Linked DNA regions of Homo sapiens: region 2 is linked to region 1. A link is an interaction called in ENCODE POLR2A ChIA-PET data of the cell type or tissue named here. Cell type or tissue: IMR-90. All regions are shown on one strand. Each heading gives the region's core, and the rest is flanking DNA. Links, peaks and the distances in the headings are about the cores only.

Region 1 (5,972 bases), core at 509-5,508:
ACTCTCATAATTGCTTCAAGTTTGGTGATTCACTAGAAGGACTTACAGGCTCAATAGCAGGTTATATTCATGGAGAAGATATCTCACAGCAATGAATACAGAGCAAAACAGCAGGAAAAATATATGTCCTGGTGAAATACAGATAGGCTAGAAAGGGCTTCTGAGTCCTTTCTCATATGAAGCTACAGAGAATGTGCTTTTTCACTCTTAATGAGCTTCATTGACATGTGTGGAGTATATATGCCCCGGAAAGCCATTCAGATCTCAGGGTTGGAAGCTTTTATGGGGTGCTGACCCTACAGGCATATCCTGCAATCAAACCAGCCATTGTAACTGAGACTCAGAACCTTGGCAATGAGAATGGGGGCACCTTATCTATCTTGATGTTTGTGCAAAGCAACCTGACAAGCTGGTATAGCATGGTCCACTGCTCTAGGTGTAAACAACAAAATCATCAATCACTAACATAAAGAACATTCTAAGGGCCACATTCCCAGGGGTTGGCCAAAGGCCAATCTTGGTTCCAGACTCCCTTGAAGGCATGCAAAGAGTAAGCAACCAGATCTGTGATCTCTCTCTCTCTCTGTCCCTCCCTCTGTCAATAGCCCTCTGAATCTGTGGGTTCCACATCCATGGATTCAGTCAACTTAGGATCAGAATTTTTTTTTAGTTGCATCTGTACTGAATATGTACAGACTTCTTGTCGTTATTTCCTAACAATTCAGTATAAAAACAACTGCTTACGTAGTATTACATTGTATTAGGTATTATAAGTAATCAAGAGATGATTTAAAACACACAGGAGGATATGCACAGGTTATATGTAAATTTATATCAGGGACTTGAGCTCGGTGGATTTTGGTATCCACAGGAGGTCCTGAAACCAATCCCCCATGGAGAATGAGGGACAACTATGTGTATATATACATTGAAAACAATGCCAGAAATGCAAATAGAAAAACAACAGTTTTCAGTAGGAGATCTTTAAAAAGTATTAATTTTAGTCTACAATGAAATGATGGAATATATGTAAAAACATTTAACAGGGATACATTTAAAAACTTTAAAACACAATTGGAAAGTTAATACAAAATCTCAAGTAGAAGTATGCAATTGCTTTTAGAAAATATTAATGTATTAATAGGCACTAGAATACAAGCAAAAATTATACTTCTGAAAAAAAAGTCACCAAATTCATTTTGTCAGTATTAATGGGACATGATATTTTAAGTGAAATTAATGTTATAAACAAAAGAATTCAGTGTACATAATGCCTTTGAAATCATCAAAGGCAAGAAGAAAGTCTTTGAGGAAAAACAAATTGTGTTTATGATATCTAATTGACACCAAATGGCAGTCTATTGATATTAATGCCAACTTGTCTACATAGAAAATACTAGAACTATTATGATTTTTCTCAACACAAAGTCTGTTCCACCTATGAGCCAAAGCTAAAAGTCAATATCAATTCTTTGTTTACGTTAGATATAACAGCACTATTTTTAAAAGAAAACGTGGCTGGACGTGGTGGCTCACGCCTATAATCCCAGCACTTTGGGAGGCCGAGGCCGGTGGATCACAACGTCAGGAGTTCCAGACCAGCCTGGCCAACATGGTGAAACCCTGCCTCTACTAAAAGTACAAAACTTAGCTGGGCAGGGTGGTGTGCACCTGTAATCCCAGCTACTTGGGAGGCTGAGGCAGGAGAATTGCTTGAACCTGGGAGGTGGAGGTTGCAGTGAGCCAAGATTGTGCCATTGCACTCCAGCCTGGGCAACAGAGCAAGACTTCATTTCAAAAAAAAAAAAGAAAAGAAAATGTTACTATATCAAAAGAACATCCTGGTCTCTTCAATGCAAGATGACCAGTGTTATCTGCAGAACTACTATAACTATGTAACTCAAATGACACATTTACAATTTAAATTGACTGTTGACCATAGTAAGGAATTCCATATTGATGGGCACCAACACAGAAGCTTTTCCTAAAACCTATGATAAATCTCATTGGAGTGCAGCATAATTTTGAGGGACAATTTCCTAGATGGATTTTTTAAAACTTTCTTTTAATTTTACAGAATAGATGTAACTTAGCCAAAATTGGTCACCAGTGGAGAATGTGGCTTCTCAAAATTAAAACTTATCAAAAGTGACATAATGTCTATAGTGTCACAAGAATGCCCAATCCAGTAACCATTTTTGAAGGAAAAAGTTATTGGAGCAAGTAAACTGAAACTATCAAAATGAATTTCCTTCCTATAAAAGAAATATATATAATAATTTTATAAGAAATTGTTATAGTCCAATGACTTTGGGTGCCCCATTACTCCAATTAAAATGTAGACTTTTATGTCAGTTGACTTGGTTTGCATAAAATATACAAGATGACACCATATTTCTGTAACTATTATCATCCCTTCCTCCAAGCGCATGCCCATATCCATGGCAGCTACAGCTTAATTCCTTGATGTGCCTAATCTTCCAAACAAAATGGTGAAGCTTTCTTCAGCAAAATTCCTAGAAAACGAAGAAGTTTAAGAGTAGTTTTGTGCTTATTTAGAGCTAGAGGACAGTGCAGAAAAACATATCTCCCAGAAATCTAAGCCTTATTTATTATTATTATTTTTTTAGACAGAGTCTCACTCTGTCACCAGGCTGGAGTGGAGTGGCGCGATCTCGGCTCACTGCAACCTCCACCTCTCGGGTTCAAGTGATTCCCCTACTTCAGCCTCCTGAGAGCCTTACTTTTTTCTAACAAATATCAGTAGGGGTGGAAAAGTTGCTTTCCTTCCTTCTAGTCTAACATAACAAGCACTACAGATTATCCAGTAACAAAAATATTTAGCACCTCTCCTGACAAAAATAACAGCCAGAGATAGGAATATGGTAACTGGAGAAGGGTGCCATCAATGAAACAGAAATTTCAAAGAATTCCTGGGAAATAGACATCATATGGGCATATATTGATGAAGTGTTCTGTGAAGAGAAGCCACAAACCAAAATAGCTGAGAGAGGGACATGTACACAGACTGGAGCTTTTTTCCTAATGGTGCGCCAGGGATACCCGCAGTTCCCAGCCTCTGTGGACAGCTTTAGGTGTAGCCACAAGGTCATGAAAGAACCCAGCACTCGGTGGTTACCCCAACTCACGCTCCCACTACCCTGAAAGACTAAATTTACTAATGTACAATTGCCAGACTGTATTTAACAATATAATTCAGACCCACAACCTGCAGCAATGTGCCCAGGAAACCAGCCCCCTTATCTACAATAAACAGCCCAGGAAGCCAGTTTGCTACCTCTGGTAACCGTCCAGGAAGCTAAACAAGAACTTCTGCCACAACTGGCACAAAATGTCCAGGACTTGGTTAGTAACTGGCAGCCTCCCTAATTTTTGTTCTCACTTCCAACTTAGGACCAACCTGAGAAAGCCAATTATATGCCCCCAGCCAATCACACGGGATGCCCCACTTCTCAATAGACACTTTCAGCTTCCCCCTGCCAACAGCCTGCAGTCAGGGCACACCTGAAGCCTTGTGTTTCCCCTCACTATGAAGCTTTTCTGCTCCTCTGCCTGCCTTGTAGTCTCTGCCAAACATAGGTGATGGTGGCTGACTTCCTTGCTACAGCAAGCTCTGGATAAATAGCTTCTGCTTTTCTCATTTAGTTGGTCTTTGTTTATTTCCACAACCCAGGCTGGGTGCAGTGGCTCACACCTGTAATCCCAACACTTTGGGAGGCCAAAGGGGGAGGATCCCTTGAGTCCTGGAGTTCAAGACCAGCCTGGGCAATGTAGGGGTACTCCACCTCTACAAAACAAACAAACAAAAAATTAGCTGGGTGTGGTGGCATGCACCTGTGCTCCCAGCTGCTTGGGAGGCTGAGGCAGAAGAATTGTTCGAGCCTGGGAGTTTGAGCCTGCAGTGAGCCATAATCCCGCCACTGCATTTCAGCCTGGGTAACAGAGCGAAAACCTGTCTCAAAAAAATAAAAAACAAAATAAAACAAAAATAAATAAAAATTAAAACATAGTTCCACAACCCCAAAACAGATCTCAAAGATAAGTGGGTTTCTGCTCTAGAGAGCTCCCACATGGAGGCCAACAGATGCAGATGAAAGCCCAAGGTAACTTCCAACTTGACCACAGGGCCCGGTGGGAATAAAAGTCAAGTTTGCTTCTCCTGAAAATGAAATGCAGCAAAGGCCTCCACTTCAGGAAAGTCTTTCCTTGGCAACAGTGAGGATTTGTTATGGCCTGCTCACTACCCATAAAGGCATCATAGGGTCTGTCTGACTGTCTGCCCAGCTTCTCCTCTCACACAGCTCTGGAGCTGGCTTCTCACTGAGACTGTTCTGTTCTATGATTTATAATTTACATTAAAAAATTTATTGGTATATAATAGCTGTACAGATTTTGGGGGCACATGTGATGTTTTGATACATGTATACAATGTGTAATGATCAAATCAGGGTAATCAGGATAGCTATCACTTCAATTATTTGTATTTTCTTTGTGTTGGGGACATAACAATTCTTATTTTTAGCTATTTCGAAATATACAATAAATTACTGTTAACTATAATTTCCCTACTGTACTATCAATTACCAGACTTATTCCTTCTATCTAAATATATTTTGGTACCCCTTAATCAACTTCTCTTTATCCCCCTCCCTCCCTCTTTCCTTCCCAGCTTCTGGTAACCACCATTTTACTCTCTACCTCCATGAGATCCAGAATTTAGCTCCCACATGTTAATGAGGATATGCGATATTTGTCTTTCTGTGCCTGGCTTATTTCACTTAACATAATGACCTCCAGTTCTATTCATGTTGTTGCAAATGACAGGATTTTGTTCTTTTTCGTGGCTGAATAATATTCCACTGTCTTTATCCATTCATCTGTTGATGGACACTTGGGTTGATTCCATATCTTGGCTATTGTGAGTAGGGCTGCAATAAACATGCAAGTGTCCACGGGTCTGAGAAGCTCGCCGGGCAGCAATCTCGGCTAGGAACCCGACATCAAGCTGATGGATGAGATGGTGATAATCATGGGGGGGCAAGATGGAGGCCACAACTTTCAAGCGGTTCATGGAGATGTGTGTCTGCGGCTACCTGGCTGTGCGGTGAGATATCTCTTTGATATACTGATTTCCTTTCTTTTGGATATATATTCAGCAGTGGGATTGATGGATCATATGGTAGGTATAGTTTTAGTTCTTTGAGGAACCTCCATACTGTTTCCCATAATAGCTGCACTACTTTACAACCCCACCAACAGTGTACAAGTGTTCGCCTGTCTCCACATTCTCACCAGCATTTGTCATTTTTTGTCTTTTTGATAATAGCCATTCTAACTAGAATGAGATGATATCTCACTGTGCTTTTGATTTGAGTTTTCCTGATGATTAGTGACACTGAGCATTTTTTATATACTTGGACATTTCTATGACTTCTTTTGAGAAATGTCTATTCATGTATTTTGCCCATTTTAATAAGATTATTATTATTATTATTTTGCTATTGAGTTGTTGAGTTGTTGGAATTCCTTATATATTCCAGTTATTAATTTCTTTTTTTTTTTTTTTGACGGAGTCTTGCTTTGTTGCCCAGGCTGGAGTGCAGTGGTGCGATCTCCGCTTACTGCAAGCTCCACCTCCCGGGTTCACGCCATTCTCTCGCCTCAGCCTCCTGAGTAGCTGGGACTACAGGCACCCGCCACCACGCCCAGCTAATTTTTTTGTATTTTTAGTAGAGACGGGGTTTCACCATGTTAGCCAGGATGGTCTCGATCTCCTGACCTCGTGATCCGCCTGCCTCGGCCTCCCAAAGTGCTGGGATTACAGGCGTGAGCCACCCTGCCCGGCCCAGTTATTAATTTCTTGTCAGATGAATAGTTTGCAAATATTTTCTTACTTAAACTTGGACAGTGTGATATATATATGAAGTGTGAAGGCCCTAGGATAGGTTATT
Region 2 (5,972 bases), core at 299-5,298, 480 kb after region 1:
TATTACTAACAATTTTGGGATTGAGATGTCTCAAGAAGACTTACTGGGAGAGTAATTTGGGCAAAATATTGTTGGAGCATAAATTTTGATGGAAATAAGAATGGTGGAAGGTGAGTATGTCAGTTAGGCTTCCATCCTGCAACAATAATAGAGAACCCAAATTAACCAAACAGACAAGGGTTCATTTTTCTAATATAGTCAGGAAGTTTTTTTTCAGTAGATCCACTATCAGGGCCAGCGTCTCTGCAATTTTAATGCCCTTTTTTCATGGTCACAGAATGGCTGCTCTAGCTCTAGTCATCTTATCTTTATTTTTAAGTCAGGAAAAAGGAGGAAGAGGGGAAGTGGAAGCCACTAACATATCTTTTTCCCTTTCCTAAGGATAACAAAAGCCTTTTTTTAGAAGTGCCTTCACTGATTCTGCTTGTAATTCTCTCTTCAGCTGGCATTGTATCACATGGCAGCCCCTAATCCAAAGGGAGGTTGGGGAAGTGACAGTTTAGCTTTTCAGGTTCTATTTCAGAGTAATAAAGGAGAATAACAGTTGGGAATGAATATCAGATTGAAACCTGTGTCTGCAACATGAGCTTTGAGAGAGAAGCAGATTCTATATCATGAGGATTTTCGGTTTTCTTTTTATATGGGAGGTTAAGGACTTTTAATTTTACCTTGTAGAGAAAAGGGGGTCCAGTGGTTAGTTTTGAGAGGTGTGATCAAACATGAATATTTGAATAAAGAGTTGCTTAATGGATTGATAAGAGAGGCACACTCAGGAAAGCCTTATAAATGTGAAAGTTGTTTGAAAGAAAATGAATAGGAACAAACCATTGTACAAACATTGATCTTTCTAGCTCTGGGTGCACACAGTAATTCCATATTTGAGGATGAAAGGATATAATCACACACACATGCACACACAGAAACACACACACAACATCCATGTACTTCCCATGCAAGTTATAGAGCTAGATCCCTACTTAATTTTGTTCATCATCATAGTTAATTTGTCAATTTCCAAGTGGGCAATCAGTTTATTTTCTGGTTCATGGCTCCATCTTTATTCAGTTCCCTTGGAAGGAGCCCTTTGATTACTATACTTGTTTGCAAATGAACTCTTAAAAAATATGACTCAGAAGCAGCTCAGTTCCCTAGTTCTATGTGTTAGAGTGGAAGCCAATCATTGTCTTTTTCATTATTGTGTTTGTAATCCAATAGGAGTATTCATTACAATCACACAGGAGCCGGCTAAAATGAACAGTTTTTCCTCATCCTACCACGAGTTAGAAAATTAGTAAGAACAGAAAAGATTCTGGCATAAAATGTGAAAGAAGGACTTTCCCCAGACTGTTTCTATTTTTTAAAAAATAACCATTTCTCAGACTCAATCTCCGAAGCGGAACTGCTCATTTCACTTTCTAAAATATGGAAAATCACAGATGAGTTTAAGGAGTAAAAGAGCACTGCACTTACTAAATAAGTGTACAGGAATAAAAGCATAAAGGAAAAATGTAGTTAAACACAATTGCTTCCATTTCAAATGAAAGAAAAGAGGTGAAGAGTCCTTTGGTGAGTCAGGAGAATGCCAAAAGAAACGTCTATGAATGGGAGCTGGGCAAAGGAGTCAGTGGAAGTCCCCTGGGTAGCACTGGAGTGGGATGTGCCTGAGGTCTCCACAGACAGGCATTCTCTGAAAAAAAAAAAAAAAAAAAAAAAAAAAAAGGTATGAGCAGAATGTGAAGCAAACTGCCAAACTGCACAATGGGTCAAGAGGGAGTTGGACAGAGTTTTGGACACAACAAGAAAATACACAGCTGCTCCCAAGATTTTTAAGCTGAGGATGAGGAGTTAGTGTGTAAATGAACTGGTATTTCCTGGGCAGGCCTGCACTGAGATCTTGTCTTCTCCAAGTCCCAAGTGTTGCACTATTTTTGCTTGAACTCTTACCTCTACATAAGCGTGTGTCTTTACCTGCTATATCTAAGAATTAGTACGACCTTATCTTGATATTAATGAGATTTTCACTGCACTTCTTGATCTGTTTTTCTGTCACCTTGGTGCTGGTCAATCCTTGCAGGACTTTGAATTACAGTGTAGAAATGGGGAGAGGAAAGGGTATCTATTTTTATTGATTTCATATATCTATACCTATATCTATATTTTATTCTCCAAACAACAATAAGCTTGTGAGGTAAATATTATTGTCATCATCATTTGCATATTAATAATGATGAAATGGGGATGCAAAGAGGTTAAGCAACCTAACAGAAACAAGCACCAAAAAAAAAAAAAAAAAAAGAATCACAAAAGCAGATGCCCTGCTTAGGAGCCAAGCTCTGTGCTGGAGAGGCATGGCTGAGGTCTCACTTCTGGGACCAGGAAGGTTCTGGTTATGCATCTCCAATAACTTAAAAAGGGTTCATGGGGCTTCAGTGGACCAGTGGTATTTACTGGGCTCTCACCGTGTGTACAGGACATAATGAACAAGTGCTAGGGGAGAAAAGTAGAAAGCAAATTAGAGCACCTTCTACCTAGCTGTTTAAAATATGAATAATGTATAAATATGTTTGAATATGAAAGAACAAGGATGAAGTGCTGATTATTTGCATTCATACTAAGGGTGGCATGTGTGCCAACTGCTGAGAAAGTGGAACAAGGTGAGATAATTCCACCTTTCAGAGGCATGTTTATTCTTGTGTATGGCTCTTTTTCTCCCCATCTATAATGCTTGCTTCACTCAATGCTTTTTTGAATATTCTTCAGAGTTTGGTTCTTTGAGAAAAAAATCTTTCCTCGCAATGTCAGCCTAAATTCATGTTTTCCTTTTATAATTCCCAGTTGGATTCATTTTGTGTGCCCTCTGCTCTGATTTAAAATTTAACTTAGACTGCAACTTCTGCTTTGCATTGGCAAATAATCATTATCCCTGTTAAAATGAACTGTAGAAATGCTGCTGTCAGAATTTGCAATAGGTAGCTGTGTGAAACAGTGTGATACTATGTGAACTTGAAACAGAATGAGGCAGGGTTTCCTCAGATTTCTTCTCTTGCTTTAGAAATGTTGAACACTTCTCATTCTGGCACACAGGATGGGAGTAAGGGGTGAATCACATAGTCTGACTCTCCCTAATATAACTTTGCTATAGCATTTACTATCCTTTCTTCTTTACACTAGGGAAAGCATGTCTGTAATGAGAATTTCTTCTTTCTTGTTCATCATATACAATAGGTAGAGATTCAGTGACCTCTGATCATGGTGCAGGAGCCACTGAAGGACACACTATCTCTTTCAGCCATGGTCTTGTGGCTTCTGTGGAGGAAAATGATTTTCCTCCTGAGAATGATCCTCAGATGGACCCAGATGCATATTTGAACAAAACTGTAGCCTTTAACTTGGAAGGGGGATGACTGTTTAAAAGTTCTTAATATTGAGTTTGGGTTGTTATCACTCATTATTTATGTGAGCATATAGACATAAGAAAGTCTTCAGGCTCCTGGCCAGGCATGATGGCTCACACCTGTCATTGCAGCACTTTAGGAGGCTGAGGCGGGAGGGTCACTTGAGCTCAGGAGTTCAAGACCAGCCTAGGCACATAGTAAGACTCCAACTATACAAAAAATAAAACAAGTTAGTCAGGCATGGTGGTACACATTTGTGGTCCCAACTACTTGGGAGGCTGAGGAAGAAGGATTGCTTGAGCCAAGGAGGTTGAGGCTGCAGTGATCTGTGATCAGGCCATTGCACTCCAGCTTGGGTGACAAAGTGAGACCCTGCCTAAAAACAAAGAAACTCTTCAAGATCCTGATAATTAGTCCTATAACTATATGCTTTGTCTACTGAAAGGACTTTGAAGTTTCCAAAGCAGGGATCCTACGCTGGGCCATTTGCCATGAAAAATGGGACCCAGCAGCAGTTTAGTCCTAGAGCCTACAAGTGCCAGTCACTGGGGTCTTCCCTGAGACTCTCTTAAGGATACAGATGGAATCTACTAAACTTAAGGAATTTCAGCACTCTTAAGTTCCCATTGTTGATTAATTGAGATATTTACGAGAGTCTGAGAAACTTCAGAATCTAGAACTACCTTTATTTTGTATTAACACAGTATGTTTTAGAGAGCTGATATAGAGCTCCCAGTGCTTCACCACGTTGGATATAATGTTTAACCAGAAATAGACCTGGAACCATAACAAATTCATAGGATTTTCTTTTCCTTTTTTGAATAGGGGTGCTTTTCTTCTTTTTTAATTTTTTTAATTATGCTTTAAGTTCTGGGATAAATGTGCAGAACGTGCAGGTTTGTTACAGAGGTATACATGTGCCATGGTGGTTTGCTGCACCTATCAACCCGTCATCTACATTAGGTATTTCTCCTAATGCTATCCCTCCTTTAGCCTACCAGCCCCCCACAGACCCCAGTGTGTGATGTTCCCCTCCCTTTGTCCATGTCTTCTCATTGTTCAACTCCCACTTTTGAGTGAGAACATTCAGTGTTTGGTTTTCTGTTCCTGTGTTAGATTGCTGAGAATGATGGTTTCCAGCTTCATTCATGTCCCTGCAAAGGACGTGAACTCATCCTTTTTTATGGCTGCATAGTATTTTATGCTATATTTGTGCCACATTTTCTTTATCCAGTCTATCATTGGTAGGCATTTGCGTTGGTACCAAGTCTTTGCTATTGTGAAGTGCTGCAATAAACATACGTGTGCATGTGTCTTTATAATAGAATGATTTATAATCCTTTGGGTATATACTCAGTAATGGGATTGCTGGGCCAAGTAGTATTTCTGGTTCTAGATCCTTGAGGAATCGCCCCACTGTCTACCACAATGGTTGAACTAATTTACACTCCCACCAATAGTGTAAAAGCATTCCTATTTCTCCACATCCTCTCCAGCATGTTATTTCCTGACTTTTTAATGATCACCATTCTAACTGGCATGAGGTGGTGGTATCTCATTGTGGTTTTGATTTGCATTTCTTTAATGACCAACGATGATGATTTTTTTTTTCATATGTTTGTTGGCCGCATGCATGTCTTCTTTTGAGAAGTGTCTGTTCATATCCTTCGCATGCTTTTTGATGGGGTTATTTTTTTCTTGTAAATTTGTTTAAGTACTTTGTAGATTCTGAATATTAGCCCTCTGTCAGATGGATAGATTGCAAAATTTTTCTCCCATTCTGTAGGTTGCCTGTTTACTCTGATGATAGCTTCTTTTGCTGTGCAGAAGCTCTTTAGTTTAATTAGATCCCATTTATCAATTTTGTCTTTTGTTGCCATTGCTTTCAGTGCTTTAGTCATGAAGTCTTTGCCCATGCCTATGTCCTGAATGGTATTGCCTAGATTTTCTCCTAGGGTTTTTATGGTTTTAGGTCTTATGTTTAAGTATTTAATCCATCTTGAGTTAATTTTTGTATAAGGTGTAAGGAAGGGGTCCACTTTCAGTTTTCTGCATATGGCTTGCCAGTTTTCCCAACACCATTTATTAAATAAGGAATCCTTCCCCCATTGCTTACTTTTACCAGATTTGTCAAAAATCAGATGGTTGTAGATGTATGGTGTTGTTTCTGAGGCCTCCGTTCCATTCCTTTGGTCTATATATCTGTTTTGGTACCAGTACCATGCTGTTTTGGTTACTGTAGCCTTGTAGTATAGTTTGAAGTCAGGTAGCATGATGCCTCCAGCTTCGTTCTTTTTGCTTAGGATTGTCTTGGCTATACAGGGTCTTTTTGGTTCCACATGAAATTTAAAGTAGTTTTTTCTAATTCTGTGAATAAAGTCAATGGTAGCTTGAGGGGGATAGCATTGAATCTATAAATTACTTTGGGCAGTATGGCCATTTTCATGATATTGGTTCTTCCTATCCATGAGCATGGAATGTTTTTCCATTTGTTTGTGTCCTCTCTTATTTCCTTGAGCAGTGGTTTGTAGTTCTCCTTGAAGAGGTCTTTCACATCCCTTGTAAGTTGTATTCCTA

The links. ChIA-PET counts read pairs that join two places held together with the same protein. Peaks named below come from ENCODE experiments on the same cell type or tissue, not always from the same donor. Only the 100,000 strongest peaks of a DNase experiment are listed, where the experiment ranks them.
Region 2: POLR2A ChIA-PET joins it to region 1 with 7 read pairs; 2 of 35 experiments call an interaction of 5 or more read pairs at or near these places.

The regions. Positions count from the first base shown.
Region 1 is chr6:134,100,556-134,106,527 of GRCh38, reverse strand. The region is part of intron 2 of LOC124901404 (a long non-coding RNA gene); the gene reads right to left. Among named protein-coding and RNA genes, the nearest start is that of SLC2A12, 51 kb to the right of the region's middle. In IMR-90, for the core only: no CTCF peak of the experiment used is centred there; no DNase peak of the experiment used is centred there.
Region 2 is chr6:133,619,014-133,624,985 of GRCh38, reverse strand. All of the region lies in intron 4 of TARID (TCF21 antisense RNA inducing promoter demethylation), which reads left to right. Among named protein-coding and RNA genes, the nearest start is that of EYA4-AS2, 170 kb to the right of the region's middle. In IMR-90, for the core only: no CTCF peak of the experiment used is centred there; DNase peaks (open chromatin) are centred at 1,675 and 3,055; H3K27ac peaks cover 3,157 bases.